6 separate regions of the Mus musculus genome follow, and regions 1, 2, 3, 4 and 6 are each linked to region 5. The links are chromatin loops, found by intact Hi-C in ENCODE. Cell type or tissue: gastrocnemius. All regions are shown on one strand.

Region 1 (5,000 bases), 290 kb after region 5:
CTTTTCCTAATCTGGTGCCTTAACAATTGAGTTCCCCCACCCCGCCCCCCATAGCAGACTGGAGGGCTCAGTGTGTCTTTTGTGTGTGTGTGTGTGTGTGTGTGTGTGTGTGTGTGTGTGAGAGAGAGAGAGAGAGAGAGAGAGAGAGAGAGAGAGAGAGAGATTGAAGGGGTTAACTAGTGCCTCCTTCCCCAAACCCAAGCCCTTGCAAATTGGGAGGAGCCTATCTGCAGGTATAGCTGATCTAAAGCCTGGCCTCTGTCCCCTCCCTTATGGGAGCCACATGTTGTTCCTTGCTTGCTTCCCTTGCTCTGTCTTTAGGGCAGAAAGCTTTGAGTCCTTCTCTGGTAGCCTCTTGGCACTTTCTGCACATGTAGTACGGGGGATTGGCCTGAGTCGCCGGTTGACTGCCCAAGAGCCTTCAGGACCTTTTCCTTGCCCTAAGGGAAAAGAAGTGCTGGGGCTTGCCAAAGCTGAAAGTATGTGCCAGTTGTGTCCAGGTGAGAGCCAGCCCCCTTGCCTCTGGTAGACTAGAAGCTTCCCTCTGCTGCAGTAGGTGCAGCCTGCAGTGCTTCCTCCCTTGCCAGCTCCTTAGCCTCTTCCGTGCACCCTCATCCTTTCTGGGCCCCTGCGGTCCCAGGCACCTCCTCTTCATTTGAGGGCAGGACCAAGTGTGAAGCAATTGACCCCACCCTCCATCTCACACACTCCACACTGAGGAGGCAGAAAGTAGGCAGGAGATCGTGGTCTGGGGTAGTTCATGGAACAAGAATTGGAGCCAGACTCTCCTGGCAGCTTCTCAGCACCTCCCCTGCCAGGCTGAGTATACAGGCCTGCCTCTGCACCTCTGAACTATTCCCCCTCCCAAGTTGACTCTGAAAGACTGGTGGGTTCAACCCTCTTGAGTTCCTTGTCTCTCCACACCTGTTGCCTGCAGGGAGCTGGGCTTTTCTCAGGGCCTCTGCAGAAAGGGGGGTGGGAAGGTTGGTGATGCTTATGTCAGCCCAGGCAGCTGTGGTGGCAGAAATTAGCCCAGTAAGGTAAGGCTAAGGGCAGGGGTACAACTTGTGTAGTAGTAGAGCTGTTTTTAGAGATGTCTTCCACAGGAGCAGCAGCAACACCTTCTCCATTTCCTGGACCACCTTTCTTCTACTAAGGCCCGGAGCAGACTTTCTGGCAGGGAAATACAATTTTAGAAAGTAGGGCAGGGGCCTAATTACAGTCAGCTCCAAAGTCCATTGCAGGCCTATGTCTTAGCTTCCTGGGACCTCTACATATTCATTAGTTTACTGAAAACAATTGACCACTTTGGTGTTAATTTGTTACCATTTTGCAGAGGTTGGATGTTAGAAGGTAACCAGGTTTCTAAAAAGTCAAGTTCCCTTACAACAAAGGCCTAGAATCCTCCAAAACAAAGTTTTCAAATTGTTCTGATCAAGTTTTAGGTGGCTTGAGAGAGCAACTAGCAGACCCTGCTATACCCTCTTCTTCACCTTAATAGGTGTACCCCTTGTGTTGATGGTGACAGGGTCTCGTGTATTTGGCAGGCTCAGAGTTCTAACAGTTCTTGTGCTATTCTGGCTGCCCATCCTTCATTACAACTGCCTCTTTTGCTTACCTTCGTTTTGTTTTCAAAGAGGCCTAAGTTCATAATCTGTTCATGCCTCTGCCTATAGCCCTTTGCTTTTGTGGGATCAGTACTTACCCCTTTAAAGAGTATGCTCTTCTAGAAACTCCTCTTTTCCTCTTTGAAAGAGGAAAGAGATTCAGGGTGTGTGTGCACTTGGCTGTATTGGTCAGCTCTTCAGTTTGCAAGGGGTGGAGTATAATTCACCCAGGGGTTACCCAATGGAATTACTGGGTTTGTGTGTGCTAGAGAGTGCATGCATACATGACTTTGCCCCTTTAGAGGCAGTCACCATGGGGGCTGAGAGACCCTTCACTGGCTTTTGGTAGGTCTTGGGGTTGCAACTGCCTGTGAAGGAATTTTATTTCCATGAGGCAATTCAGATTACTCAAGAGGCCTCAAGCTCGAGGATCCATACAGGCTGAGGTGAAATGTGCTGTGTTGAAGCTGGGTGTGTATGGTCCCTCTTCCAGGCTGTTTTTGCCTTGGTGGATATTGGAAGTAACCACCCCCACCCCCCAGGGTTGGGTGTGGATCAGAGCCTTGAGCAAGTTCTGTACCACTGAGCCACATCTCCAATCCCTCCATAGACTGGAGGGGGGGGGCGGTTTACAAAATATCTAATGGGACTTCCTACTTATAAGGAAATTGGAGTCTAAGAGGGGAAGTGACAAGTCCAAACTAGGACACTGCACTGGCTACTAGTAGAAGTGGGCCAGAGTGTGAACCTTAATAGACTTAGAAACACATCCATTTACCTCTGTCCATATACCTAAATTTTATTAATTCAAATGGGTATCACATCTGTTCCCCTGTCTATTTCAGGCCCTCCTTAACAGGCTCACTTCCTTATTGGTTAGTTTTGCTGATTAGGAAATAGCCTACTTACTCTTCAAAGCTCTGTCTTAAATGTTTTCTACTCAGAGAAACCTCCTTCAGTTATGTCCTTTGTCACCCTTGCTCTGCTCCCAAGGGTTGGGCATGGTTCCAGGCTCTTTCAGCTTTTCTTCCTATCAGTGGAGAGGTTCACAGCCTACCTACCAGATGGGAAATAGGAGGTCTGGGCCTTCTTTGTGCCTTCCAGCATGGGGCCTGCCTCATCGGAAATGATTTTGGTATAACCAATCACACTGAAAGGAAAATAATTTCTTGAACTGCACCGTGTTCTTTGCTTCATGGGTGTTATCAGTCTATATGGTGATGGGGAGACAAGCTACAAATGACGTTGGACTGAAGAAAGGGAAGGTAAAAAAGTATCTTGAGCTGGAGCCTGAAGACAGGTGGACTCCTTTCCTCAAATTCCCCTCTTCTGATGAGGGTCAGGCTAGAGGGCCAGGGACATGCCTAGGTATATCAACAATGAGGGACCCAAGGATTGGGTTACATGATACCCCACTGGGTGTTTGAGGGCAAGGGAGAGCAGCTGTTAGATTTACAAGGTAGACAGAGAAATTCACATACTTCCACACTTGTAGGGCGTAAAATGGGGATTTGTAGGTGAGATGAGATGGTATGTTATCTCCATACCAAGAGTTTTACTCCCTAACAGACTCTTGATGGAAGTTGGGAAGGGCTGCTTCTGCCTTACCAGAAGAAGAGACATTCTAGAGCCAGATTAGGTCCTCTTAGGTCTCAATAGGAGAAGCTGCTAATCTGGGAGGCTCAAGAACATCATAGTTAACTTCTGGCCTGGTCGTTTGGGTCAGAGGATCAGCATGATAGGAAAGCTGTGGGCAAGCTAATCCCATTTGCCATTTAACTTTTACTCAAGACTCCCTACCTGTTGCTTTAACACAAGGGTTTTTAGCTGAGTGAGGGACTGCCCATATATGTGACAGATAATGAATCAGTGGATTTTATTCTGAATTCAGGTGAGTTTCCCTTCGTGTGTGTGTGTGTGTGTGTGTGTGTGTGTGTGTGTGTGTGTGTGTGTTTTGAAACAGGGTCTTTTATAACCCAGGCTCACCTTCAACTCCTGATCTTCCTGCTTCCACCTTTCAAGGCCTAGGATTACAGGTAACTGGGGACTGGATTGAGGCTGCCTCAGAGGTTTCCTGTTAGCTTTTCTTTTGTAATTTGGATGAAACTCCTTCCATGGATTATTTACTTGTGCAAAGTTGATTTACCTCAGTATTGGAAGCTCCTACATTTCTTGATTCATGTTTACACTAGGAGTAAGGACATAGGTCAAGAGCCAACGTTTGGATGTGTGGGCACATGCGTGCATGCATGTCCACAAGCAGTACAAGCTGCATCACTCCAGCAGAAAAATGGCAGAGAGGATGGGGACTATAGTATTGTCTTTAGTGACTCAGCTAAACCACTGAGGAGTCTTAAGAGCTAGCTGGTTGTTCCAGGTGCACCTGGGGAGACCCTCCTCCCTAAAGCAAGGCAGGGCACAGTTGTTGCCTATATGGCCTTAGAGTTGAGAAACAGGATTTTACAAATGGTGTCTGAGGAGAGAACTTTGTCCTCGAATGCATCTAAATAAAGGGAGCAGAAAAAGCAAAACAAGCAGTTTCCCTCTTTCTCAGTACATTGGTCTCCAAATCAAACATCTATTTCTTGTAGAGATACACCTTTTCCCCTGCATGGACAATATGGCTGAGAAGCAGATTAACAACTTAGACTGGTCCACAAAAGCCTCCTGTGTCCCCTCCTCCAAAACAACCTGACTTCCCATCTACTTCTTGGAGGGGGGCTGGTCTTGACTTTGAAGCCTTTCCTCACAGTAGCTGCAGCCTCCTTCTCCAGATCCAGGACTTGAAATCCTTCCTACTTCCTTCTCAGATCTCACCTGACTGACATGCAGCAGGTCTGCCTCTGGGCCCTGGTCTTAGATTTTGGGGACGAACAAACGGACTGACTGAGCACTTATCCTTTAAATGTGTGGCATGGTAAAAGGATGTGTTTGCCTATAACATAACCAGAGCCCTTGCCACTGTAGGTATGACAGACATAGGAGCCTAGGTGAAAGAGCAAACTGCCAGCAAACTAGGGAAGAGCTCCATTCCAGCTGAAGGCTTGACCACTGTCTAATACTGTCTTTGGGAAACCAGGAGGTACCTGAGGGATGATTTCCCTTTCTTGGTGACTTCTCCTTTGCCCCAGTTAGAAGTGTGAGTGGCTCCTGAGAACTTTCTGTCACAGACACTCTGCTTTGGTTGCCACTTCAGGCTTGAGAACATTGTGCGTGTGGGGAAGGGGCACTGCCCCAGAGCCTGTGGACCATCACCTAGGAGATGAGTGGGGAAGTCAAAGCAGAGGCAGCTAGGCTTTCGTGGTCAGCAGAGACTGCTTTTTGCCTCGGGCTCTTCTGAGCCAGCAATCTCTTTCCTGTCTGTCAGCTGCCTGCATGAAGGGAAGGCATCAG
Region 2 (5,000 bases), 160 kb before region 5:
GTATACAATGCATTTAAAGCATATCTACCCTCCATTCTCTCTCTCTCAACCCCTCTGGACAACCTCCCCGATCCCCCACCCAATTTTTATTTTTGTTATAACCCATTAAGTACAATAATTGCTTCCTACATTCTCATGAGCATGGAACCATCATCCACTCCTTGAGCAATTACCAAGGGGCCATGAAGAAAAATTATATTCCCTAGCAGCCACTGATGGGAAGTGGATCTTCCAACAGATCCTTAGCTAGGGGTAGCAGCTTGTGAACTACACACACTCAGCATGCTGGCCAACTTGATCTCATGCAGGCAACTACAGCTACTGTGGCTTCATGTGTACCACAGCCCTGTCATATCAAGAAAATAGCAATTCACAGCTCTCCTCTAGCGCTCTTTTGTTAGTTTTCTACTCTGTTTGTTTTTGTAGGGTGGGGGTGGAAATCAGAACCCTTGCCTACTCCAAAATCACTGAGCATCTTCTCCAGCCCAATTTTTCCATTGAATTTTTTCACTGCTACCTTATTTTTTTTTTAATTCTGATTTAGAAGAGGTGATTTTGAAACAGTATCTCCCTCAATATTGGGAGAATATATTACCACCAAATCTGGCCTTTGTTACAGAGACAAGACTTCATTCTGCATCATCAAACTTTTCCTGCCATTATTTTTCTAACTTTCCAAATTGAATGACCATCTCATTGCCTTCTAGCTCCGGTGACATCTGAGGCCTTACCTCACAGGTTTTGTCTTTCTTTTATGTGCTGCCTTTATCATCCTTAAGCTCTAATGAATTCGATGTCTAGGGTTTCATCTTGAACCCAGCAGTGTCATCTACTCATCTGTATTGGTACAAGGCTGGTAGAGGCTTAAGTCTCAGAGATCCTCTGATATATATGGGGAGGGCATAGTAGATATATTTCTAGCTGAGTGGTAACCCCAAATGAGGACTAAGATCACCACTGGTGGGGAATGATCTAGGTCGTGTCAGCTCTTTCTGACATGTTTCTTCTTCTGCAGGGTGACCTGGCCAAGAAGAAGATCTATCCTACCATCTGGTAGGTAATATTTCTACACTACCCCCCAAAATACTCTCTACCAGGTACAGGCCTTGGCCTTCCCTAGCCAGTCTGAAAACAGCTGTATTGTACCCTCAGGTGGCTGTTCCGGGATGGCCTTCTACCTGAAGATACCTTCATTGTGGGCTATGCCCGCTCACGACTCACAGTGGACGACATCCGAAAGCAGAGTGAGCCCTTCTTTAAAGTGAGTGTGACATTGGATCCTGGAGCCTTGTGCTGCCCTTTCTTCTACTCCACAGCAAGACTAGCTCCAGGCATCCCTTGAGAAGACATGTCCCCATTTCCATCATAAGCAATAGTTCCCTCCTTTCTCATTTGACTTATTAACAGGCAGGGCCACCCAGAACACTCAATCTCTGACACCTCACATCCTTGCTTTCCCTTGCCAACCACACAAAAGTTGTGTCTACTTAATTGTGCCACATTCTTCCTGACCTTTGAACAAAGACAGGAAGAAGGTCCCTTCAACCTCATATCTGTCTCCTAGCTCCACTCTGGCTTCATCCTGCTATGCTCTGGTACCACACTGGATCATGCCAGTAGCTGGATGAAAGGACCCTTCCAAGTACCTCTTTTCTACAGTAATTGCACTATGTTGACATTTTCTCACCACCTATAGTTTACTGTAGTAATTTTGAAGAGACAACCTTCTCCATCATTCTTTTTTCTCAGGTTAGACTTTCCTGAAATCCAGTTTCTACTCTAGGTATGAGGGCCCCAAGGATACATAAAAATGTGCCAGTGATTTGCCCCACCTGCATATATTCCTGCTATGTGCCTTAGCCCTCTGCCTGTGGGTACACAAAGTTACCATGATAAAGTAAACTCCTGTGCTTGTAGAGCAATGACAGGGACTCAAGGAAAACCCGCCTTACCTGTGGAACAAGAAATTGTTGAGAGAGTGAGGGGGGTAGGCACAGAGAGAGAAAGAGATCTTCTATTCCTTTAGGGCAGAACAACTGTAGACTCTTGAGAAAAGTAGAAGTTGACATTCATCTGTGTATCCCCAGGCCACTCCAGAAGAAAGACCTAAGCTGGAGGAGTTCTTTGCCCGTAATTCCTATGTAGCTGGCCAGTATGATGATGCAGCCTCCTATAAGCACCTCAACAGCCACATGAATGCCCTGCACCAGGGGATGCAGGCCAACCGTCTATTCTACCTGGCCTTGCCCCCCACAGTCTATGAAGCAGTCACCAAGAACATTCAAGAGACCTGCATGAGTCAGACGTAAGACCTGTCTTTCTTCACTCCTGTCTGTTTGTTCCTGTTTCTGCTACTCTAAATAGCCCCCAGGTCAAGCCAGTCTATGCAAGTTGAAAAGATGAATGCCCCTAGTGTGTTGTCCATATGGAATAGCATACCCCCCCCCCCAAAAAAAAAGGAACAGGCTATACACACACACTGGGCAGCTTCTACCTTCCAAGGCTCTCACTACAAAATAGTGGCCCCTTGCAACATTTCCCACCAGGACCATAAGATGACAGTGTTGCTCCACAGAACAGATGCTCATTGTGAGAATTCCTTCCCCCACCCCCAATCCTCAGCAGATCCACAAGGTGGCAGTGTTGTTTCATAAGAGAGCACTGCTGACTGCAAACCATCTTTCTCTTCCTCCTGAATTTAGAAAACAAGTTTAGCACTCTGAGTGTCAAAGAAAGAAACCTGGTCTTTTAAAATCTATGGAAATCTGGGCAAGGTGACACATAAATAATTTCAGTATGATGGAGATTGAAGCAAGAGGATTGCTTGGAGTTCAAGGCTAACCTGTAATACAGAGTGAGACTGTCTCAAACCAAAAAAAAAAAAAATTTAGCTGGGTGTAGTGACACACAGTTGTGATTCCAGTACTCAGGAGGCAGGAGGATTATTATGTTGTCAAGGCCAGCCTGGGCTACATACGTACTGAATTTGAAGTCATTCTAGTCTTCATAGTAAGAATATGTCTCAAAAAAACAAATAAAAGCTAGTTTAAAAAATAAGTAAACTCAATTAAAGTCAGTTGCGTTGGGCGATGACGATAGTCCCTGCTACTGAAGGGATGAGGGAGGAGTACCCTTTAACCCAGGAATTCCAGAACAACCTGAGAAACACAATAAGACTTCAAGAACATAAAACCAATGAGGGGAGCCAGACATGATGGCACAGTACCTGTGATCTCAGCTCTTGGGAGCTGGAAACAGGAGAAGCAGCAATTTAAGGTCATTCTTAACTACATAACAAGTTCTTGGCCAACCTTGGATACATGAGACTAATTAAAGTAAAACTAGTAAGGAAGCTGTGTCCTTCTTTCCTGTTGGCTGCTGGGCCACTTCTGACCCTCTAAGGGTCTGGCATTGGGAGGTGGGGAACAAGGCCACCCAAGGTCATGCTACCCTAGCACCAAGGTGGAAAAATCCCTGGAATTGTTCCAGTCCCTACCATGTTGTCAGGGAAGCTTCTAAGATGCTGTCTATTCAGGATAAGGATCAATAGTAGCCAGCAGAGCTTCCCTGAGTCACCTGAGAATACAATAGATGAAAGCCCTGCTCCCTGGTGTGAGGGTCAGAATGACATGGCCATAGGCCTATTCCTGGGAAAGGTTTGGGAAATAACATGATTGGGGGCTCCAAGCAGAGGCTGGAACCGCATCATCGTGGAGAAGCCCTTCGGGAGAGACCTACAGAGCTCCAATCAACTGTCGAACCACATCTCCTCTCTTTTCCGTGAGGACCAGATCTACCGCATTGACCACTACCTGGGCAAAGAGATGGTCCAGAATCTCATGGTGCTGAGGTGCATAGGGGATGGGGTGGAAGGGAACCAGGGCAAGGGTGGCAACATAAGGAACCCCACCTGCCCTGCTGCCCCAAAGTCAAATTCCTCCTAGATGCTGGCCAGGGTACTAAGCTTGGTACTTAGCTCAGATACAGCCACTATACTGTGGAATCCCAAATGTAGCATCCATTCATGAACCCTTCCAAAATGTCTCTCATGCTAGCCTCTAAACGAACCTCCCACAGGTTTGCCAACAGGATCTTTGGCCCCATCTGGAATCGAGACAACATTGCTTGTGTGATCCTCACATTTAAAGAGCCCTTTGGTACTGAGGGTCGTGGGGGCTATTTTGATGAATTTGGGATCATCAGGTAAGAACCCATATCCTACCCCAACTCAGCTCATCTTCACACTATGAGGGCTAGTGTTCAAGTGACCTGTTGGGGGTAGCCATGAAGGGTATAACTCCCATCTAGCCAAACCCCAAAGGGTTAGGATTAGTATCTACTAACTTGTCTTAGGATACTGGGAAGACACTAGGGGTAAGGAACCAAGGTTTTCCAGTTTGTCACTAGGAAGCCTTGTTTGGTAATCCTAGGGCAACTAGAACTTAGTTATCCCCTTGGCCTCACCCTGGAAATGGCACTTGACTAGAGCATCTGCCTCTTCTGCTACTAGGGATGTTATGCAGAACCACCTCCTGCAGATGTTGTGTCTGGTGGCCATGGAAAAGCCTGCCACTACAGGTTCAGATGATGTCCGTGATGAGAAGGTAGGTGGAGGCATGTCCACCAGGTCCCCAGCAGCCATGCCCCATAACAAGTAATTCTATGACAAGGCACTGGGCTCTTGTCCTACATCCTCCCTGTTACCTGCATTGGTTCTCTCCCAGGTCAAAGTGTTGAAGTGTATCTCAGAGGTGGAAACTGACAACGTGGTCCTTGGCCAATATGTGGGGAACCCCAATGGAGAAGGAGAAGCTGCCAATGGATACTTAGATGACCCCACAGTACCCCATGGGTCCACCACTGCCACTTTTGCAGCAGCTGTCCTCTATGTGGAGAATGAACGGTGGGACGGTAGGTGAAATTTCTAGGTTCCAGCAAGGCAGGGTTAAATGTGCCCACAAAGAGACACTTCTTGTTATGATCATGGTATGAATACATGG
Region 3 (5,000 bases), 450 kb after region 5:
TGTCTCCCTTAAATTTGCCAGGGCTATGGATTTGGTGAGGACTCACTTTAAAGGGCCTTGCCTGCAACCTGGTGTATAGCAAGTGCCCCAACAAATTGTGTTGGCCACCATTTGGCACCTTTTAAAAGACACTTTGCAATTCTAGACCTTTTTAGTGTCAGGAGACCTTCTTCTCTTCAGCAAGTCAGTTGTCATCAAAAGGAACAGCCTTGTACATTTTACTCTTTTCTCCATTACCCCTTCCCTGTGTTTGTTGCTTTGTTCAACTCAGTCATCCTCTGGCCCCAGTGTTGGGTAGTACAAATTGACAGTCCCTGAGGTTGGCTAGTTTGTCTCAGTTATTATTAAGGAAATTTGCAGTGCAGTCTTCTAGTTGTCTCTGGCCTCGGTGCAGCCAGAAGAGAGGAGGATCCTATGGGAGGATCAAGGAGCTGCGGATGGTTCTTGATGGAGGAGGGACTGCAAATGTTTCAAGGTGATAATAGAACTTTCACACTCTGTACAGGTACTCAGTCACCTGGCTTTGAGGGAATTTCAGCAACACACAGACAGAACTCTGGGTTGAAGGCTGATAAATGGGGTCTGCCTGGGAAGGAGGGCACTAAGGGTAGCCAGGGCTGTGGGTGGAGAGCACATTTCTCGGTTGAACAGGTCTGGGTGCTGGTTAGCAACTCAGGGTCCTGCTGGACTTCACTTCCAGAGGGGAGAAGTCGGCTCTTGAGGGTTCTCACAGAGGCATATCTCTGCCACAGGTGAACGGAAAGGAGCTCTCCAAGCTGTCTCAGGAGCAAACCCTAGAGGCCCTGCGTGCCTCCAAGGAGCCCCTGGTGATCCAGGTGCTGAGACGCAGCCCCCGTCTGCGGGGGGACAGCTCCTGCCATGACCTTCAGCTGGTGGACAGTGGCACTCAGACCGACATCACCTTCGAGCATATCATGGCGCTGGGCAAGCTGCGCCCGCCCACCCCACCCATGGGCATCTTGGAGCCGTACGTCCTCTCTGAGCTGTGAGTTGCCCTCAGGAGGGCCTGGGCCCTGCCTCCAGAGAGGACATGCCACCTGGGCAGCTGTCCCCATGTGACCCACAGGCGGCTTTCAGCTCTAGCCATGGTGGGGAGACACAACTCAGCTGCCACTCTTGGGCATTAAGCAGGCTTGATCACTAGAGCTGACCATGGCACTCAGGCTCAGAACCTCCAGGCCTCTGGCCTCAGGCTTGGCACCAGCTGGCAGAAAGGCTGAAGTGACACCTATGTTCCTGGGACCTGGCTGCTCCTTCATCCTCTTTCCTCTTCTGCTGCCATCGTCTCTGCCTCCTCACAAGCATCTCTCTTTGAATCTTCTTGCATCCCTTGTCTGTCCCATTCTTCTACTTGCTCTGAATTTCCTCCATCCCTTCGGCTTGTTTCTTTGGCCTTCTAAGAAGAAGGGCCTTTCATCCTGGCCTGGTGGCTGTGACCATGTGAGCAGCACTGACTCATTCTGTTAATCCTACGGGGCTATAGGGAGGTGGCCCTGGGAACCCTTTTGTTCAGAGAGGTAGGCCATAGAGCAGTGAGCTGTCAGTTTTAATGTTAAGGCAAGGAGGACAACCCCTTCCTGGAGGCAGAAGAATAATGCTGCTTTGTAGAAGACCTGGGTAACTCCTGAAGGTTCTGCATGAGTGGGTACAGTGCCAGAGGCAGCCTGGGAACTTAGAGCTTTGGAGAAATCAGCTCTTGGTCTGGGAGTTGGGATGGGGAGAGCTAGGTGTACCTGCCTAGGTCCTTAGGATGGACCCCTGTGAGCTCGTTTGAGGAGCATTTCCAATCCTTCCACAGCCATTTGTGTCGATCAAAGAGGAGGGTTCTAAAAGCAGCTTGGCCACCTTTTCTAGAAAGTACATCTAGAACAGGGTTCTTTGTTTACTGTACTGGGACTAGCCAGCTTGGAGCTGGGGCTAGGGTGCCAAGGAAGCAGATGGCCCATCTGACCCCCCCTTCTCCTGGGCAGCCCCCCCATCAGCCATGAGTATTATGACCCAGCGGAGTTCATGGAGGGCGGCCCGCAGGAGGCAGAGCGAATGGACGAGCTGGAGTACGAGGTGAGCCTAGTGGCTGGCCTGCCTGGCCGGAACCTGCAGCCACCAAGAGTCTGCAGGCCCACTTTCTGCAGCTCTGCCCAGGCTTGGCTCCTGCCGCCCCCTGGTGGCTGGGCCTCATGACCTTTCCCAGTAGAGAGCAGCCTGAGTCAGGGAGGGTGTGGGTGAGGTAGTGTGTTCCTTATGTCTCTGTTGGTGACTCTGTGTCCCATGCATGTCTGTGTCCTGTGTGTTCTGTACATCTTGTGTCTTGGGCGTTTCCTGGTAGGGAAACCACTGAACACTCGCACATTTAGGATGGTAAGAGAAGGGAACCCTCAAAGGGAAGGGCTACACACTCAGTTCAGATAACTGAAGCAGAAGGCAAGGGGGTGCTAGGGGCAAGGGCCTGGGCCAAGGCTGCAGGCGTCCTTGCTTATACACTTCAGTTCTTTATACCTCTACTTCCTCCCCTACCTCTTGTGGCAGGAGGTGGAGCTGTGTAAAAACAGCCACCAAGACAAGCTGGGCCTGATGGTGTGCTATCGCACAGATGAGGAGGAGGACCTAGGCATCTACGTTGGAGAGGTATGGAGAGGTGCTGCAGCAGGCTTTGGCACACCGAGCCCCAGAGCTGTTCTAGTCCAGCTCTGTGGTCTTTCCACAAAGTCTTTCCAGGCTTTAGGGCTGCCCAGAGGTCCTAACTACCCACTAGGTGTCACAGTAGGTTGTTGGTGTCAAGGCCAGGGTGGCTATGGTTTCAGTATATCCAAGGAGACAGCCCTGCTGACCTGTACGCAGGCATCAAGGATTTAATGGGGCCCACCTTCTCTCCCCATTTTCTTCCCTTTGGCAGATGTCTATGTATGCTAGCACTATCCTACTAAAGCTACTCTTCCAAATGGAAAAGGTCCCACTGCCCAGAACACACAACTTTATGTATTTTCATTATGAAGAAGCATCTAGCCACATGCCAGTGCCTAGTTCCTGTCCCCTCACCGCCCCCCAAAAGAAAGAAAGACCTCTGAGCTGGGTGTGGTGGCTCAGGCCAGATTGTAGCATTAGTAGTTCAAGGTCACCCTGAACTTCTGGAGACCCTATTTAAAAAACAAATAAGTTGGGTGTGGGTAACTCAGAGGCACTTAGAAGGCAAAGACAGATTTCTAGGAGCTTGCGGTTCATTAGAGCTACATAGTGAAACTGTTTTAAAGGGGAGTATGCATGTGGGAAGTGTTTTAGGAGGATGATTCTTACTGCTTCTTCAAAGGACCCAAGTTCAGTTCCCAGAAATCACATAGATGTCTCACAACCACCTCTAACTCCAGTTCCAGAGGATCTAATACCTTCTTCTGGATTTAACCAATACCTCCATGCAGCTGTGCACATACATGCAAAAAAAAGAAAAAGAAAAAGAAAAAATAGGAAGGAAGGAAGGAAGGAAGAAAAGAAAGAAAGAAGGAAAGAAAGGAAGCAAACAAAAAGAAAATAAAGCTTCAATGAAGTTGGGGGTATAGCTCAATAGTAAAATACTTTTTTAACATATACAAGGCTGTAGGTTCCTTAACACTGAAAAAAAAAGACTTTGATATATACAGTATAGTAGTACAAGGGATAGAGGCAAAACCACTGAAGTGTTGGGTAGGGACTAGGGAACTGTTTCTGGTCACCCTGTATCTCCCAAGCTGATGGAACAAACTGCCTTGGCTCACTGTCCCACTCCTGCTTCCTAAAGCTTAGAAGCTGCTAGTCTGAGGTGAAGTGGGAAAGTGAGCAAGACTGGCATTTTCCCCGCTTACACACACACACACACACACACACACACACACACACACACACACTGAAAAGGGCATCAAAGTTGCCAAAGTCCCCAAGATGCATGTGTCCTGCAGGTAAATCCCAACAGCATTGCAGCCAAAGATGGCCGGATCCGTGAGGGAGACAGAATCATCCAGGTGAGCACTAGAAATCAGGCTGCCGTGCCTGCCCTGCCTTCTTTTCAACCCCTTCCTAGATCTTTTCTGCTGAGAACCTGGCCTTCTACCCTGGAATCTACCATGTCCTGAGCCAAATCTCATCTCTGTTCTGCTCAACTTCCCTGAGAGCTCCCATGTATTCCTGCCAGCACCTCCCTGCCCTCTTCTACTTCTCCATTCTCTGAGCACATATGCTCTTATACAGGCCAGGCCATCCTTTCCCCCAATGCATTCTGCTAATTTATGCCTTCCCAGAGTTCAACACCCTGTCCTTGGCACAGCCAGAGTCCCCCACTAGCATTCTTGTTGACTATTCTCTAAACCTCTGCAGATTAATGGAATGGATGTCCAAAATCGAGAGGAGGCAGTGGCCATCCTGAGCCAGGAGGAGAACACTAACATCTCCCTGCTGGTGGCCCGACCTGAGAGCCAGGTGTGTATGTCTTTATGAAAGGGCGACACAGGGCTCCTCACAGGCTTTCTGTCTTGAAGGCTGCTGGCCTGTTTTACTTTACTGAGTGCGCAGGGTCTAGGGCAAGGTGGAAGGGCATTGGGGAGGGCTTTAAAGTGTTGACTATCTCATGCTTGTCTCTGCAGCTAGCAAAGCGGTGGAAAGACAGTGACAGAGATGACTTCCTAGATGACTTTGGATCTGAGAATGAAGGGGACCTTCGTGCTAGGAAGCTAAAGTCACCTCCTGTCCAGCAGGTAAGGAAGGAAGAAGGCCTGCTAACTGGGTAGGGAAAGAGAGGGAGGAAGGAGAAAGGAAATGTGTCTACTGTCTTCCAGCATGGGCCTGGAGAGGAGCAAGCTGTGAACTTTCTAGTCCTTCTGCAGCACACTTGTCTGTGAGAACCTAACTGAGTATGTTTGTCATTTCTGTCCCAGATTGGAAATGATGAGAAGGGGGCTCCTGATGGGGGCCCAGGCTTAAACAACAGCCAGGACCTGGACAGCGGGGTGGGTCGG
Region 4 (5,000 bases), 230 kb after region 5:
TCAAATGTTACATGAAAGGATTGATGATTCAACCTATAGACATGGAGAATACACTGAGTACCAGGTGTGTACCAGACACTGAGAGTCCCCCGTCCATAAAAAGGACCAAATCCCTGCCCATAGAGTTTAACATATATACACATGATAATTTTGGATAATGGAGTTGGCACATCTTAATATAGACTGACCCATGAGAAACCACTGGAAGCTCAGCATATGGTTAACCTCTTGGGTTGTTTTGGTTTTAGTCAGGGTCCAACTTCTACTCTAGGCTGGCCTGGAACTGAGTATGTAGGGTGATCTGCCTCAGCCTCCCAAGTGCTGGAATTACAGATATGAGCCACCATGCCAAGCTTTGTTTTATAATAAGGTCTCACTGTGTAGCTCTGGCTGACCTGGAACTATGCATTGTAAACCAAGCTGCCCTTGAAATTTTAGTTATCTTCCTACCTCTGATTCTAGAGTTCTGGGATTACAGGTATGCACCACCACATCTAGTTTGACCTCATCTTGAGAGTGGCCACAATTACTGTGGCTTCAAAGAAGAGGCCCCAGTGGGAGCCAGCCATGGATCTTGTGTAGACCTTTCTGAAGACATACTATAAGTTCCTTAGAGGTCAGGCTAGTGAGAGAGAACCCTTTGTAGTTAGGATTGATATGACAAAAAGTGTTTGTTGGGGAAACTGGTCAGGAGAAGAAAGCTGCCGCTTTACAAGCATGCTTTCAGCTGGCCAAACAAGGAATACCAAGTTGCTGCCTGTGGATCATCCCTGGGCAGTGAGAAGTGAGAAAAGTTTAGAGGTACAGAACTCCAGCAAGCTCAAGGTGTGTTCAAGAGAGGAGCTGGGTTTAGGAAGTTTTCCCCACAGCTGTTTATGTTCAATCTTATCAGGAATGGCTACAGCAGGGGTGTATATGCAAACTCAATTTCAGAACAGAATAAGTTCTTTTCAGGACACCTACTAAACAGGGTTTGGGTTTTTTGTTTGTTTTGTTTTTTGTTTGTTTGTTTTTTTCAGGTTTGGTCTTGATCTGAGGTAGGGTTGCACTTTGTATCCCTGGCTGACCTGGAACTTAAACCATGCTAACCTCAAATTCACAGAGATTCACTTGCCTTTGTTTTCTGGGTGCAGGAATTAAAGGGGTGTACCACCAAGCCCAACATCTAAAGAGTTCTATCTGGCTTAAGGCTGTTGGTGTATATAAGTTCAGGTGGGTGGACAGAGGCTGGCTATGCCATCTTCCTAACAGCTCTTTTAAAGAGCTGGGCTTTAGTGATTTGTACTTGAGGAAGACCACCTGAGCAGGGAGCACTATCCAAGCCATACAGTCTGTGCAGGTGAGTGGCAATGGCTAATGCTAAGAGTAGTGCACTCATATGAAGAGGACTTCAGAGAGCATAATGAGAAAGTAGTGTGCGCTGAGATGTGTGTCATAGTGACCAAAAAGGCCAAAGAAAACCCTGAATGGAGAACAGTAGAGGAATAGGCAAGAGACACTCATTCATGTGGCTAAAGGTCACAACAGGTGGTATCACCAACAACTACTCTAGAAAGGGGTAGGAGAAGCTGCTAGACCCTACTATCCTTATGGAGAGAAGTGCAAACTAAGATAAAAGTGTGACAGAAAAAGGAAAGGGACATTTAGAGCCGAACACCATGTGTATGTTAAGAGACATAAATGTGTTAGTTGGAAAGCTAATTAGAATCCTGCACAGGCAGATTCTGTGATCTAACACTTGCTGGCCCAGCTGCTGGAAGGTTCCTGGGGGCGTGGTGGGGGCATGGAGATCTAGCACACAAGCAGTAGCATGGTATACACTCTTCCAGACCATTCTCAGGGCATCCATCCTTATCACCAAATGACTACAGTCTGCCAGAGGGCCATTTTGTTACCCATATTTAACCCTGACTGACCAACAATTTGGCTGGCTCTCAAACTGCTCCCCAACTAAAGCGAGGGTAGCCTCTCCGTGACTTTCACCAGGCTTGGCATAAACTGCCTTTGTAGAACATCGTGTAAAAACATCGTGCCCTTTGTCTCTAGAACTGGAAGTCATTCTTCATCCTGTTCAGCCCTATTCAGATGTTTGTGTAGGACCACAGACCTCGGTTCTCCCATTAGGGACTCCCTCCTACGTAGCAGAGCTCCTTCCCCGCGTCAAGGGCGGCGCGGGACGCCCCCGTGTGGCGGAAGGCCGCGGAGGGCAAGATGGCGGCGGGTCGAGCGCCGCCTCTTCCGCCCGGCCGGGTGTCGCACGAGGCCGGCCTGAAGGGGAAGTGAGTCAGTGTCCGCGGACCCGGCCCGCTAAGGCCCGCGCCCGCCGAGGCCCCGAGAGGCCTCGGCCCGGGGGCGGCGGCGGCGGCCATGGCCGGGGGGCCGGGCCCCGGGGAGCCTGTGGTTCCAGGCGCCCAGCACTTCTTGTACGAGGTGCCACCCTGGGTTATGTGCCGCTTCTACAAAGTGATGGACGCCCTGGAGCCCGCCGACTGGTGCCAGTTCGGTGGGTGACGGCAGGCCGGCGTGGGGTGGTGGACTCAGGCTTCTGGAGCTGAAGCCTGATGTTCCCCATCCCGCAGCGGCCTTGATCGTGCGCGACCAGACAGAGCTGCGGCTGTGCGAGCGCTCCGAGCAGCGCACAGCCAGTGTTCTGTGGCCCTGGATCAACCGCAACGCGCGCGTAGCTGACCTCGTTCACATCCTCACGCACCTGCAGCTGCTGCGTGCGAGGGACATCATCACAGCCTGTGAGCGAGCATAGCCCCAGGGACCCTAGGGATGGGAACCCAAGAGGGGTGACGGGTACAGAGTTTCCTGAGACAGGGAACCATATGGGAACTCCCCCCCCCCCACCCCTTCACTTAGAGATAGAGAGCTCTGAGTCACAACCCTCCTTTCCTTCCTTGTTATCCCAGGGCACCCTCCTGCCCCCGTTGTGCCCCCAAGCACCGCTGCCCCAAGGCCCAGCAGCATCTCTGCAGGCTCTGAGGCCGGGGACTGGAGCCCCCGGAAATTGCAGTCCTCTGCCTCCACCTTCCTCTCCCCAGGTAAAAAGAACCCGGGTGTTGGGCTTGATATGCCTGAGGAAAAGGCCACCATGACTGCTGACATGGCTGTAGACTGCTGCTGGTCTCTGCCTCTCACTGCCATCTTTATGAAGCTTTTCCAGGCTCCCAGACCCATTCTGAGTCAGAGCTCCTCCAGGTTCCACTCCCTGTTTCCCTCGGGCCACCACTACCATCTTCAGCCCCTTCCTCCACCAAGGTAGGTGTCTCTTAACCCCCAGGGAATTTTCCAGACAAAGAGGAAGAAACTTAACCTTTGGTGTACCACAGAGCCCAAATCAGCACAGCCAGGTCATCTGAGAGACAACTAGTGTTGAAGGGAGCTTTCAACCTGGACCAAAGGGAATAGATAGGGTCCTCGCCTGGTCCATGGTCTCTTCCAGCAGTCAAGCCCAGAGAGCCCAGTGTCTGGCCTCCAAAGAGCCCATCCCTCCCCGTTTTGCTGGCCCTTCTGTGAGATTTCCCAAGGCACCTGCAACTTCTCTGAAGAACTCAGGATTGGAGAGGGTGGTTTTGGATGTGTGTACCGAGCAGTCATGAGAAATACTACATATGCTGTGAAGAGACTGAAGGAGGTAGGTGTAACATTGGGGTAGACACCTGGAAGACAATCTATCAGTCCTTATTTGTCTAGTTCCTCCCTCCATCAGCCCCTCACTTCTGCAGTCTCCAGCCTCCCCAAGCAATTCCTTCAAGGACCCCAAGCCTTCCATAGATTTGGGCCTGGAAACAACTGGCAAGCTTGGCTCATGTCACCTACTTTCCCTACCTCTTACCCCACCATGCCTGGGGCTACAGGAAGCTGACCTAGAGTGGACTATGGTGAAACAGAGCTTCTTAACAGAGGTGGAACAGCTATCAAGGTGAGCCTTGGGGGTCCCTCCTGTCTAGGGGCACAAGGTGAGCCACACCACGGCCTCATCAGTCTTTAGGACTGCACAACACAAGATCTGGCTCCCTTGGGCCCTCAAGGCCTGGCCTGGCATGGGTGAGGGAACATCAAGTGCTGCCTACCTAGCCTGGCCTGATGAAAAGTAGTAGAACCCAGAAAATTAAAGAACTCAGACTCCACTCTTTATAACAGGTTTCGTCACCCAAATATCGTAGACTTTGCTGGCTACTGTGCAGAGAGTGGCTTATACTGCCTTGTTTATGGCTTCTTGCCCAATGGCTCCTTGGAGGATCAGCTCCACCTTCAGGTAGTCCTTGCTGATCTGGCACCTTTATTGGCATAGCCCCTTAGCCTGTGTCAGGCAGGACTTGGGCTTCTGGCTCCCCCTCAAACTCAAGATTTGGCCCAGGGTTTTCTTTCTTCCTTTTTACTGGCTTGATTGTTTGAGACAATACCTCACTACCCAGCTCAGGCTAGCCTCAAGCTGGCAATTCTTCTGCGTCAGCCTGCTCTATGCTAGAGTTACATTACACTCAGCTTGGCCCAAGATTTTCCATACAATTCTTTCCTCTGTCCTCTCCCCACTGTTCCTCTATTGGGAGTTATTGGCTTTGCAAGCAGAGTAGCTAAAGGATTTAGTATTTAGTCCACATATAGCTCTTGAGGAATGAGGACCAGTGGAGACAGGCTGTCAGACTGAACCCAAGCTTGAGCCATGCCTGAATGTCATACTCACAAGCCACCACATATACAGGATAAGAGCTTCCTTCTCAAACTGTTTTGAGAGAGGAGAGGGAGAAGGGCACCAGCACTTTCTGTTAGGTAGAGCTGAGCCCATCACATTTTGTCTTGAGTCCTGTGAAATGTTCCTAGCTGGTATCCCAGCTGTAGAGTGCTTGCCAAAACCTTCGGTATAGCTTTAGCTACCACTTGCTCGTGAATTAGGTCATAGACAGTCTTACTCCTCATTCTCCAGAGGCTCAGAATAAAGCTTGCCCCAAGCCGCACAGTGACAGGTGAGGGGAATTTGGGGGGGGGGGGTC
Region 5 (5,000 bases):
AGGCCACTAATTTAGCAAACAATGATAATCCATTTGTCTCTCTAGTAGAGGTTTCCTACTAGACAGAAAGTAAGAGACCTTAGTTCTATTTGGAGGCCAGAATGTGAAATGTCATTGCCAGCAGAGCCGACAAAGTTAGAAAGGCATGCATGCTCCCTGGAAAGGACCCCAGTGCTTTGCTCTTCAAGTTAAACTACAGATCACCAAATTGACTCTGCAAATGTGGTCAAACTCCCTCCCTCACTCTTCTTTCCATCTTTGTTATTGTTTGTTTTAGAGACAGGGTTTTTCTATGTAGCACTGGCTGTCCTGGAACTCACTCTGTAGACCAGGCTGGCCTCAGACTCACAGAGATTCTCCTGTCCGCCTCTAGAGTGCTGGGATTAAAGGCTTGTACTACCACTGCCTATTCTTTCCTATTCCTTCCTTCCTTCCTTCCTTCCCTCCCCTTCTCTTCTTTCTTCTCTTGTAGCTTGCCCTTCCTTCCCTTCCTCACTCTTTCTTCTTACTGTGTACACAGGCATGATGCAAACATAGCTCAATTGGGGTTGTAGGGAAAAAATAAAATAACTGAATGTTGAAATGTAATTTCTTTATTTGGCCTTCCCCTAGAAAGTGACATTTGAGTTGAATCTAAAGCTACCAGGAAATGGCCATGTAGAAGAGGAAGAGAGAGCTTGACAATATTAGGTAATGGCTATGTCCACTAAGTTCACAGATATTTGGCTCTTTGTACCACATTGCACATTCCCAGGCTTTGGGACTGCATTTGATTGCTTTGAGAATTCAGTATATTTCTTCTGTTTGTTCCCAGGTACCTAACAGGGGCCAAATCAATGATAGCTGAAGGTGGGGGTGGGGGTGTCATCACAGGGCTCAGGGACCTACTGGGGTCTTAGGAGTAGTTTGTGCTCACTACAATTACCTGTTATCTCTCATCCCATGGAGCAAGATCTGACTTGTGCGGCCAACCCAGGCTTGCTCAGAGACAGAAGGCTGTGACTGTGGGGAACTCCTCAGAATAGGTGGCCTTGGAACAGAGCCTCCTTTCTAACCAGGAAACACTTGGCTCCCCTACACTCATCTAGCCTCATAAAGGTTGGTCCTAAACATAGGGTTTGCAGACCCTGCTCTGGAGGTGAGCCCTACTCCCTTGAAGCCTGGCAGCCTTCACAGAGCGCTGAGCTCATTGGGGGGGCGGGGGGCGCGGCGTCGCTAGCACTTGAGCGGGGCACTTGAGCTCGTGGCGAGCCCCGCACCCACTCCCTGCCCCCAGCTCCCGGGCGATTTTTACCAATTAAGGCTTTCTTGCCGGGCCGGGCGCGGGGCGGGCGTGGGGCGGGGATGCAGCTAACAAGAAGGCGGGAGGCAGCGGCTCATTCGCGTGGAGGCGCGCAGCGCGCAGCGGACGCCAGTGGAGCTCTGAGGCTTCCGGCGCGGGCGCGAAGAGCTGGGCGCCACCCGGCGGTTAGAGGGACAGCAGGTGAGGGCTCTGTGGTCAGCTCCACGCCAGATAGTCTCCAGATAGTGGATGCAAGGCTCCTGAGCTGGGAAGAGGTCTGGAAAGCGAGAGGCCAAGACCAGGAGCAGGTTGGGTGTGGACTCAGGTCCCAGGCATTGCGTTGGTGTCCAGAGATAGCCTTGCATAGTTTACCACAAACTTATTGTGTCTATGTCCAGGAATCCAGGAACTCGAGCCTATGGGGGGAGTCCTTGAAAAGGGGGCTAGTATCTGAGCGTTTGGCAAGAGATGGGTACAGGCATGGGTGCCCATAAACTGGTCATTGTGTACCTATCCCGGAAAGGTCTTTTAAGACTAGTACCCTGATTAGGATAAGGGTGAGTGACAACTTGGAAGGACACTTTTTAGTCAGTGTCAAACGTGGACACAAGAGAGATGAAACAAGGGTGGATACAAGAGTCCTCTGCTGGTTTGGCTATGGGGAGCTGATTCCAGGGCTGTGGCAGGGGCATGGCCAACTAGATTTTTCAGTCTGGGTTTTGGGTCCTGTCTCAGGTTGGTTATGCTTATGTCATTGACGGCCAGGACATAAGCATCAGCATTCCTAGATACCAAAGTCAGACTGGGGCCAGAAAAAGTGGGTGGAATCCACCCGCAGTCAATTGCAGCTCCAGTTTGGCCAAGGTGTGAGCTCAGGAAATCACTGTTCTCTTCTGCCACACCTGGATTTGCTTTAAGGGAACTGGTCTCACTTTGGGGATTTTCTGTTTCCTTCCCTCCTGGCGCCCCCTGGCTACACAGGTCTAGAAATAGCTCTTCAGGATCCCAGTATAGCTGGTGGGCTTGGGCCTATAGTTCCCTGTGGGAGGGCCTGGTCTGGGGTCTGAGAGGAGTGGGGTGGGGAGGTGGGCGGGGTGTGTCTACCATCCAAGAATCTACTCCAAATAAGGGAAAATATGAAAGAGCTGGATTTTGGCTTCCTGGGGCTGCCTCATCTGGATCTTTGGGATGGAGCGACATCTGGTGGTGGCACTTGTGCACTCTAAGGCTAGGACACCCCCCCCCATTTCCTCTTTTCCCCCTAAATAGCCAAATCATAGGGCTGGAAGCTAGGAAACTCAAGTTCTTTGTGCTCTATTACTATGATTCAGTTTTCCTTGTTCTCTGTACATTAATGAACTCATGTGATCCAGCCAAATGGCATTGAATGAAAAATCATGTATTAATGCAATTCCGTACATGGGGCTTTGCTCTCCAGTAGATCAGGGGGACCAAAAATATTACCCTAATTGTGTCTTGAATAACATGGCTGGAAGTTTCCATTTGGGTTATCCCTGCACAGTTCTGCCATCATGTCCCCCAACTCAACCTTTGGCTCACTTGGTGCAGATATTTATGCAGGTGACTGGAGGTAGAATGGGGGGGAGGGATTCTGTACTGAAAATGTTATTTGACTGGCGATATCATAGACAATCTCAAGATGACTATGCTGAAAGGTTCTGCCCATTGTGATCAAAGCCCTATCATAGCCCTACCACAGGCAATGAAGACACTCCAGGCTGTGGGAGAGTCAACCATATTTGGGCATGACATGTTGGTCAACCCAAGGCCTCTTTCAGCCACTGGTCTTTATCTATCTATCTATCTATCTATCTATCTATCTATCTAATTAATTTTATGTGCATAATTTTGCCTGCATTCATGTCTGTGTGAAGGTGTCATATTCCCTGGAGCTAGAGTTACAGACAGTTGTAAGCTTTCATATGGGTGCTGGGAATTGAATCTGGGTCCTCTGAAAGAGCAGCCACTGCTCTTAACCACAGAGCCATCTCTCCAGCCCCGGCGGCCACTGGTCTTAGAATTGAGAAGTAGGGACAGAAGCCTGTCTTTCTGGAAAAACAATTTAACATTCTGGAGAGGCTTGAAGTACAGAGTAAGTAGATGGAAAAGTCTACCACGGGAAAGACATAGGTAAGATGAATCCCCTTAACTAAAGAGGATGGTTGGGAGTATCCCCTACAGTTTTCTTTTTCTGTATCTTCGCTCCTTTCTGTCCCAGCACAGCATCCTCATCACTATCTCCAGAGAATATCTATCATTAAATTAACTTTTAGTGAGTAGCTTCACACTACTTAGGGAACACACTCAGGCTCCTTAGCAAGCCTTGATGTCTGGTGACTCTCCTTTCTTCAGTAATCTGGGACCCTCTCCCTGAGCCCCTCCACATCTCTAGGGTCACAGCAAGGCTTGGGACTGTTCAGCCAGAGAAGACCTCTCCCCCCAGAATTCCTCAGGGCCCAAGGTAGAACAGTGAGTATGGCAGGTACAAGGTGTACAGATCTACATGCATCACAGGGCAGGCAGGCAGGCAGGCAGGCAGGCGCCCTCTGATTGTGTGCATTGGCATACCCTGGACCTTTGGAAAGCTGCTTGATCCTGTAGTGCTGGTGGCCACTTGGCCCAGTGCTGGCCCCATTTCCTCGCGGATGGAACTAGGCAGTAGAGAAGACGACGGTGGGAATGGGCCTGTGCAGGTGTGCAGGCCAGGGTCATGGAGACTGGGAAGACCAAAGGAGATGGGTAGGGAGTGCCAGGGCTCTGTGGGTGTCTATGTTAGGTGATGAGAGCCCTGTCTGACAGCATACAAAGAGCTCTCAGCAGCGTTAGGCGCTCTGGAAGGGTTCGCTCACAGGATTGCTTTACTCTGCTGTGGATCACACTGTGGCTGAGAACCCTAAGCTCGGGAAGAATAGAGAATGTAGAAGAGGGTACAGGGTCAGGGCGGAGCCCAAGTGATACCGGGACATTATTCGCTCCGCCTTCTGCAGGGACCTTGGGGAAAGAAAGTCCCTTGTAAGGGTGTGCCTGCTGGAGCTGAGCAATTCTGTGACAGAATTGCTCAAGCGTTCCTAGATCTGGGGTCCGTTTCCTGTAGTACTGTAGCGGATGTTGCCAGACCTTTTTGTGCTCTTTGGGGCTCAAAGACCCTTTCTGAAGCAGCGGGGCTGAGTTGCTTTTGGCGGAGTGCAGAGGCAGCTTCGGGGGATGGGGGCGGGGGGCGTTGTGGGGCATTCCAACGGGAGGGGCGAGGTGGGGCGGGCGCGGCCCAGAAGCCCCACCCAGAGGCTCCGCCCCCAAGGAAACTTTGCCTCTGGCTCCGCCTTTCGCATACATTTAAAGGGCTCGCTCTTTCCGCAGTGCAACCTCTGTTCTGTGCCTCGTCGTTCATGCTCGGAGGTGCCTACTGCTTTAATTAAAGGGCCGTCCCATCGGCGAAGCTGCAGCACCGCCCCTCCGTTCCTCGCGCCTCAAAATGAGTAGCTCTCACTCCCGCTGTGGCCAGAGTGCGGCGGTTGCGTCTCCGGGAGGCAGTATCGATTCACGGGACGCGGAGATGCCGGCTACCGAAAAAGACCTAGCAGAAGATGCACCGTGGAAGAAAATTCAGCAGAACACATTCACCCGCTGGTGCAATGAGCACCTTAAGTGCGTAAGCAAGCGCATCGCCAATCTGCAGACGGACCTGAGCGATGGGTTG
Region 6 (5,000 bases), 180 kb before region 5:
TCATGCATGCATGTGGGGGGCACACACACAAATAGTAATTTTTGTAGCATGCCAATTATGTCTCAAGAAAGCTGTTATTGAAAATCGCAATGGGTGGAGCAAGAGAGATAATGGTTCAGGGATTAAGAGCACTTGTTGTTGCAGATGTGGCTCACAAACATCTGTAACTCCAATCCAAGGGGATCTGAAACCTTCTTCTGACTCCCTTGGGCACTAGGAAAGCATAGCAAAGCACCTATACACATAAAATAACATCTTCTGTAGAAAAGAAAATAATCATGGTAAAGGATTGTAATGGGGTGTGGATTAAAGTTAACTATGAGCTGATAGTCACAGCTAAGAAATGTGTACATGGAATTTACTATATTATTATTTCTACTTTTGTACATTTTAAATTTTTTCAGTAATTCAAGGCTGACAGCGCTATCATCTTTCACCTGCATTACTGCAATAATCTCTTTACGGGTCACCATGCTTTGCCTTTTCAATGGCCCTTTGCAGTTAATTGGCCCCACTGGGGCCAATTACCTCAAAAATAACTCAAACTACTTCTCTTCTCTACCATGAACTCTTTCAGAGTTTCCATTTCTCCTAGTGTTAAAAAGCAAAGTCCATACAACAGCCTACAAGATCCTATACCACCTATACTCCCTTCCTTCCTCTCCACCAACTATTCTCCCTTGCCCTCTCTGGTCCTTCCTTTTTCCTAGGAAATGCCAAGACAACACATTCCTTCTCAGGTCAGATAAATGTTATGAGGACAGGCAAACAGATTACTATGAATCATTTGCAAAGTAAACTGAGGTGCAGAAGGTAAGACCTTTAGTTGTGAAGGTACACGTGAAAACTTTTTAAAGACTTCAAATGCACTCAAGTTTGATAAACAGCCTAGCCTGATGGCGAACACCTGTTGCTCTAGCACTCGAAAGGCTGAGGCAGAACTTTGAGTTCGAGGTCTACCTGGCCTACAGTGCAAAACGTGTTTCAGAAACAGTTTGATCAACAGAAAATGTCTGCTACCTAAAGAGTTCTAGCACTAGGGGCCAAGCCCTTAGGCGACAGCTGCAGTGAAGGGAAGGGCAGATTCAATCCGACTAGCCTAAATAATCTGGGTAGCGAATAATTAGAAGCTTGCGGCAGAACAAACTGGGCCTAAGGTGGGGGGAAGGGTGTGGACCTCTGGAGTCTCGGAAGCTACGAAACAGCCACCGATGGAGCCCTGTCTTTGGAGAAGAGGACCACACCTGTCAGCAGAGTCGGCCAGAAGTGAAGAGGGCAGGAGCAGAGGGATCCGACCGCTCCGACAGAACCGGAGCTCCTAGAAAGTCCTAGTCAGGCGGTCACCCTTCCCTTCTCTGCAGTGGAAAACTCCACTTCCGGCTTCCGGTGTCGTAAGTGCGGGATCCGGAAGTAAAACACAGACTCAAAGGCTTGGAGATTAACCAGTGAATCAAAACCCCAAAGTGCCATACTCTGTTCCAAAGAAAAGTCTTAGATCGCCAGCCTGCGTCGGCCAGCAGAACACCAGAGCTCTCCTCACTGATAAACATCACACACTTATACACACACTTTTTTTTTGAGACAGGGTCCCATAAGACCAGGGTCTCGAACTCAGAGATCTACCTGCCTCTTTTTTCCCGTCTGCTAGGATTAAAGTAGTGCGTCACCACGCCCACACTCGCCCCTACCCCATTTTCAAGGCACCGCATCCGCACTAAAACACCCAAGTTTCAGTCTGGTCCTGCTACTGGGCTCTCTGCCGCTGGGCCCCCACCAAGGAAAAAGCCTAGAGGAAGCTGCGAAAGTCCAGCTCCGAAGCCAAACTAGCAGCTAGGGAAGGCGTGGCTATGCTGCTAACGGAAGTGGGGTCATCCGGGAAGGTGCAGGGCCTCGAAGGTCCAGCGGAAAGCTAGGCCATACATAATGGCTGGGTGACACAGGAGACGGGGACCCAGGAGAACTGTGTGGAGCTGCACTTATGACAAGACTTTGCGATCTCGAAATTGTAGGGGCAGCGGCATCGGGGAAGGCCAAAGGGCGGGGCTGGCCAGGGATGCGCGCGCATCTCCTCCTGCAATGATAGACTAGCCCGAAGCTCCTCCCCTCCTGCCTCTCCTGAGGCGGGTCAGCTCAGTCAAAGCACACGCCCTCTTGCGTTAAATGGGCCAGCGAAGCTTAGCCCCCGGAAACTGGCTGTGCGCTACAGATCTGTGAACGTGTTTGGCAGCGGCAACTAAACTCAGGTAAAGGGGTGGTCTGATGGCATGTCGGTGGAGGGACATGCTTCACGCTTGTACGCCGCGAGTCCCTTTGATGCGCGCTAATCTACAAGTTTTTAACCCATCCCTTTGTATCCCGCACTTTCCCCGCATTGGGCCCATGAGGACTAGACCTTTAGAAGAGAAGGGACTTTCGGGGATCACCCAACTGGGCCAGAAGAGAGCCGGAGCTGAACTCCATCATCTGCACAATCAAACGTGCTCAGTTCATTGTGGAGTTTCTGGCAGACACCCGAGTACGATACGATGGTCCCATATACAGAGTGTGATGCCGTAACCAGATTTTATCTAGCTGCCCACAGTGGATGTCCTAGGTGAATTATATTAAAGCTTTAGTACTTTCGTAATGTACAGCCCCTAGCGAAGGCAACTTTGGAGGTTATGGCTGGAGCTCAGAGGCAGCAGTTTCTGAATCTCCGAATGCATGTATGCTCGCGCGCGCGCGCGCGCGCGCGCGTACACACACACACACACACAGAGCATTCCCGGCCAGTGGTTTTAGTAATCGTCACCAGCCTGGTGAGAACCCAAAAGACCCTTGGATAAGGTTAAGTTGTCAATGCTCTTTCGTTCTCCTACCATATCAATGAGTCTTTTCTTCCACCAGAAAACATCATGGCAGAGCAGGTGGCCCTGAGCCGGACCCAGGTGTGTGGGATCCTGAGGGAAGAGTTGTACCAGGGTGATGCCTTCCACCAAGCTGATACACACATATTTATCATCATGGGTGCATCGGTGAGTCTCCCTTCAGGCCCCGAGTCTAAAAGATGAAATATAGCCTTGTGCAAGGCACTTCTCTCTCTCTATCTCAACTTTCCCAATTGACGGAACTGCTGAGGTACCCACAAGTTCTACTAGGTTGAACTCTATGGCATATACTCCACCTGTGTGTCCTGATCATCACAGCAGTACCTGATATACATGTACTTGTGTCACATCTCAGAACTCTGTGCTGAGCCATTGAGTGGAGACCAGACTTGGACCATCACAGGTGCTAAAGCACCACCCAGTAGCACTTCTTCCTCCTGGATGAAAAAAAAAAACTGATGTGCAATCAGGGAAAATTCTGATTTTAATGAATCTGTAATTTGAAAAATATTACTGTTAATTTCAGTGGAAGAATCTGAGGTCCTGCCTCTCCCTCTTTTCTTTCTACGGCATGAAGTTCCCTAGGGATAAACACCTCCTCTTTGCCATATCTTCCAAAGCCTACTGCAAATTTCTGTTCATCCCACCTAGTCCCAGCTCTGTTAGGAAAAACTGAAGAACAGAAGCAGTCAGAGGGGTGTTGTATTGACAGTACACAGTGAGACTGGAGCAGGTGGGGGCTTAGTAAAGTCATGGCTTAGACCAAATCACCCCCTTATGTGCTATGTGGCAGCAGGGCACGTTCAGTGGCCAGTGTTCGATGGCAAAGGTAAACTCAATTGCTTGCTTTTAATCCTGGAATCAGCTCACCCTCGTGTGACCATCTTCACTATTAACTTATTGTGTAATCTTGGACAAGAACTTCATCAGAACTAGTGTGTTCTTGAAAGGGTAGCCACTGGCTCAGCACCTTCCACCCTGGACCCCTCAATGCTGGAGGAGCTCTGTGGTTTTTTGTTCACACAGAGCATTGCCATGCACCAAGGGCTACAGCTGTAGGTCAGTGGTAAAGCCCTAACCTCATATGCATGAGGCCCTAGGTTCAATCGCAGTACTATCCAAAAAATGGACATCAGAACATGCCACCCCCTTTGCCAGACTTGTTTGTTGTCTGCCTTATATTTCTGAGCAAAAATGGGAGTGGCAGAACTTCGAAAAGGAATGCAGAAACAAGCTGAGGAGAAGGGCCCTGCCACTGAAAGGGGAAGGGACAGACAAACCAAAGCACTGTCCCCTGGCTCCTTGTAGCTCTAAGACCTAAGGGAGGTACTTAGTCGGAACACACAATACAGCAGCCCTACCCTCAGCCCTGTCTCTAGCCTAGTCCCCTTAAAGGAGCTATGCATGTATCTGCCACAAACCTTAGCATGTGGGACTCTGCTTTCAGTCTAAAGGGCCAAATGGAAGAGAAAGTAACTGAAGATTATTTCCCCTGCCCCACCCATGCTTTCATAAGCATGCAGCAACAATAACCCAGTCATCGAAGATCATTTTTAACTGTAGGACATGAACTCTTAGATACCTTGTTGATAGCTTATTATGTGACCTGGAACAAATGTCTACATTTCTCTGAACCCTGGTGTTTTTCATCTAACAAACAAAAACCAGGCAGCTTTTCTGGCTTTATCCTAGGCTAATTATGTGAATTCTAGCCTCAAGTTGAGCAACTTCCTTTCACTGCAATCAGTTTGGTTCCCCTTTGCTCTCCTCTGCTCTGGGAGTAAGAACCCGGGCTTCCAGAGTAGAAATAGGAACTATTAGTTCCAGCAAAAGGGAGTGGGGAAGAAAGAGATTTTCTAAAAAGCATCATTGTTTCTTTCTGTTCCTCTCAGAGGTCCTGAGAGAGAGAGACAGACAGACCCTATGCTTAGCCCCTAGAGTAGCTCCTGCCTGATACTTCACTAAATGCAGGTGCTATCTGATCTAGGACACCTGCAAGTTCTCCATTCATTAAACGTAGCAATCAAGTGTCTCCCATTACATAATAGTCTCAGTTCCTATCCTCCTTGTGGGGACAGTGTACTTTGGGGAGCTGCATGTAACAGAAGTCACAAATGGATTCTTGTGTACTAA

The links. Peaks named below come from ENCODE experiments on the same cell type or tissue, not always from the same donor. Only the 100,000 strongest peaks of a DNase experiment are listed, where the experiment ranks them.
Region 1: a loop joins it to region 5, with 2.9 times the contacts of the local background. A loop is called at or near these places in 11 of 42 quality-filtered maps.
Region 2: it touches region 5 in a loop (16-fold over the local background); 30 of 42 quality-filtered maps call a loop at or near these places.
Region 3: a loop joins it to region 5, with 3 times the contacts of the local background. A loop is called at or near these places in 2 of 42 quality-filtered maps.
Region 4: it touches region 5 in a loop (4-fold over the local background); 10 of 42 quality-filtered maps call a loop at or near these places.
Region 6: it touches region 5 in a loop (6-fold over the local background); 30 of 42 quality-filtered maps call a loop at or near these places.

The regions. Positions count from the first base shown.
Region 1 is chrX:73,960,208-73,965,207 of GRCm38, reverse strand. All of the region lies in intron 1 of Hcfc1 (host cell factor C1), which reads left to right. Among named protein-coding and RNA genes, the nearest start is that of Hcfc1, 3.6 kb to the left of the region's middle. In gastrocnemius, no CTCF peak of the experiment used is centred here; DNase peaks (open chromatin) are centred at 477, 762 and 2,631; H3K4me3 peaks cover 1,677 bases; H3K27ac peaks cover 2,519 bases.
Region 2 is chrX:74,411,169-74,416,168 of GRCm38, reverse strand. It overlaps G6pdx (glucose-6-phosphate dehydrogenase X-linked), which reads left to right. Exons shown (of 13, transcript NM_008062.3): 3 at 1,016-1,053; 4 at 1,153-1,261; 5 at 2,088-2,305; 6 at 3,692-3,850; 7 at 4,078-4,203; 8 at 4,511-4,604; 9 at 4,725-4,911. It also overlaps a transcript of Ikbkg not described here. Among named protein-coding and RNA genes, the nearest start is that of G6pdx, 15 kb to the left of the region's middle. In gastrocnemius, a CTCF peak has its summit at 2,602 (motif pointing right); a DNase peak (open chromatin) is centred at 2,610.
Region 3 is chrX:73,795,840-73,800,839 of GRCm38, reverse strand. Pdzd4 (PDZ domain containing 4) reads left to right here. Exons shown (of 8, transcript NM_001029868.2): 2 at 753-1,006; 3 at 1,992-2,082; 4 at 2,548-2,646; 5 at 3,948-4,010; 6 at 4,363-4,464; 7 at 4,629-4,739; 8 at 4,920-5,000. Among named protein-coding and RNA genes, the nearest start is that of Gm23615, 11 kb to the left of the region's middle. In gastrocnemius, a CTCF peak has its summit at 2,187 (motif pointing left); a DNase peak (open chromatin) is centred at 2,140.
Region 4 is chrX:74,021,113-74,026,112 of GRCm38, reverse strand. It overlaps Irak1 (interleukin-1 receptor-associated kinase 1), which reads left to right and starts at 2,192. Exons shown (of 15, transcript NM_001177973.1): 1 at 2,192-2,503; 2 at 2,580-2,747; 3 at 2,916-3,047; 4 at 3,161-3,264; 5 at 3,449-3,640; 6 at 3,864-3,928; 7 at 4,150-4,264. The coding sequence starts at 2,368. It overlaps Mir5132 (microRNA 5132), which reads left to right and starts at 2,515; the gene lies at 2,515-2,585. It overlaps Mir718 (microRNA 718), which reads left to right and starts at 2,177; the gene lies at 2,177-2,264. In gastrocnemius, a CTCF peak has its summit at 2,185 (motif pointing left); DNase peaks (open chromatin) are centred at 2,202 and 3,214; H3K4me3 peaks cover 1,820 bases; H3K27ac peaks cover 1,883 bases.
Region 5 is chrX:74,246,212-74,251,211 of GRCm38, reverse strand. It overlaps Flna (filamin, alpha), which reads left to right and starts at 4,678. Exons shown (of 46, transcript NM_010227.3): 1 at 4,678-5,000. The coding sequence starts at 4,776. In gastrocnemius, CTCF peaks have their summits at 1,468 (motif pointing left), 2,239, 2,452 (motif pointing left) and 4,804; DNase peaks (open chromatin) are centred at 1,390, 2,386, 3,965 and 4,667; H3K4me3 peaks cover 3,817 bases; H3K27ac peaks cover 3,994 bases.
Region 6 is chrX:74,426,066-74,431,065 of GRCm38, reverse strand. G6pdx (glucose-6-phosphate dehydrogenase X-linked) reads left to right here and starts at 2,186. Exons shown (of 13, transcript NM_008062.3): 1 at 2,186-2,243; 2 at 2,887-3,014. The coding sequence starts at 2,895. Ikbkg (inhibitor of kappaB kinase gamma) reads right to left here and starts at 1,385. Exons shown (of 10, transcript NM_010547.2): 1 at 1,245-1,385. In gastrocnemius, a CTCF peak has its summit at 2,148; DNase peaks (open chromatin) are centred at 1,330 and 2,075; H3K4me3 peaks cover 3,003 bases; H3K27ac peaks cover 3,222 bases.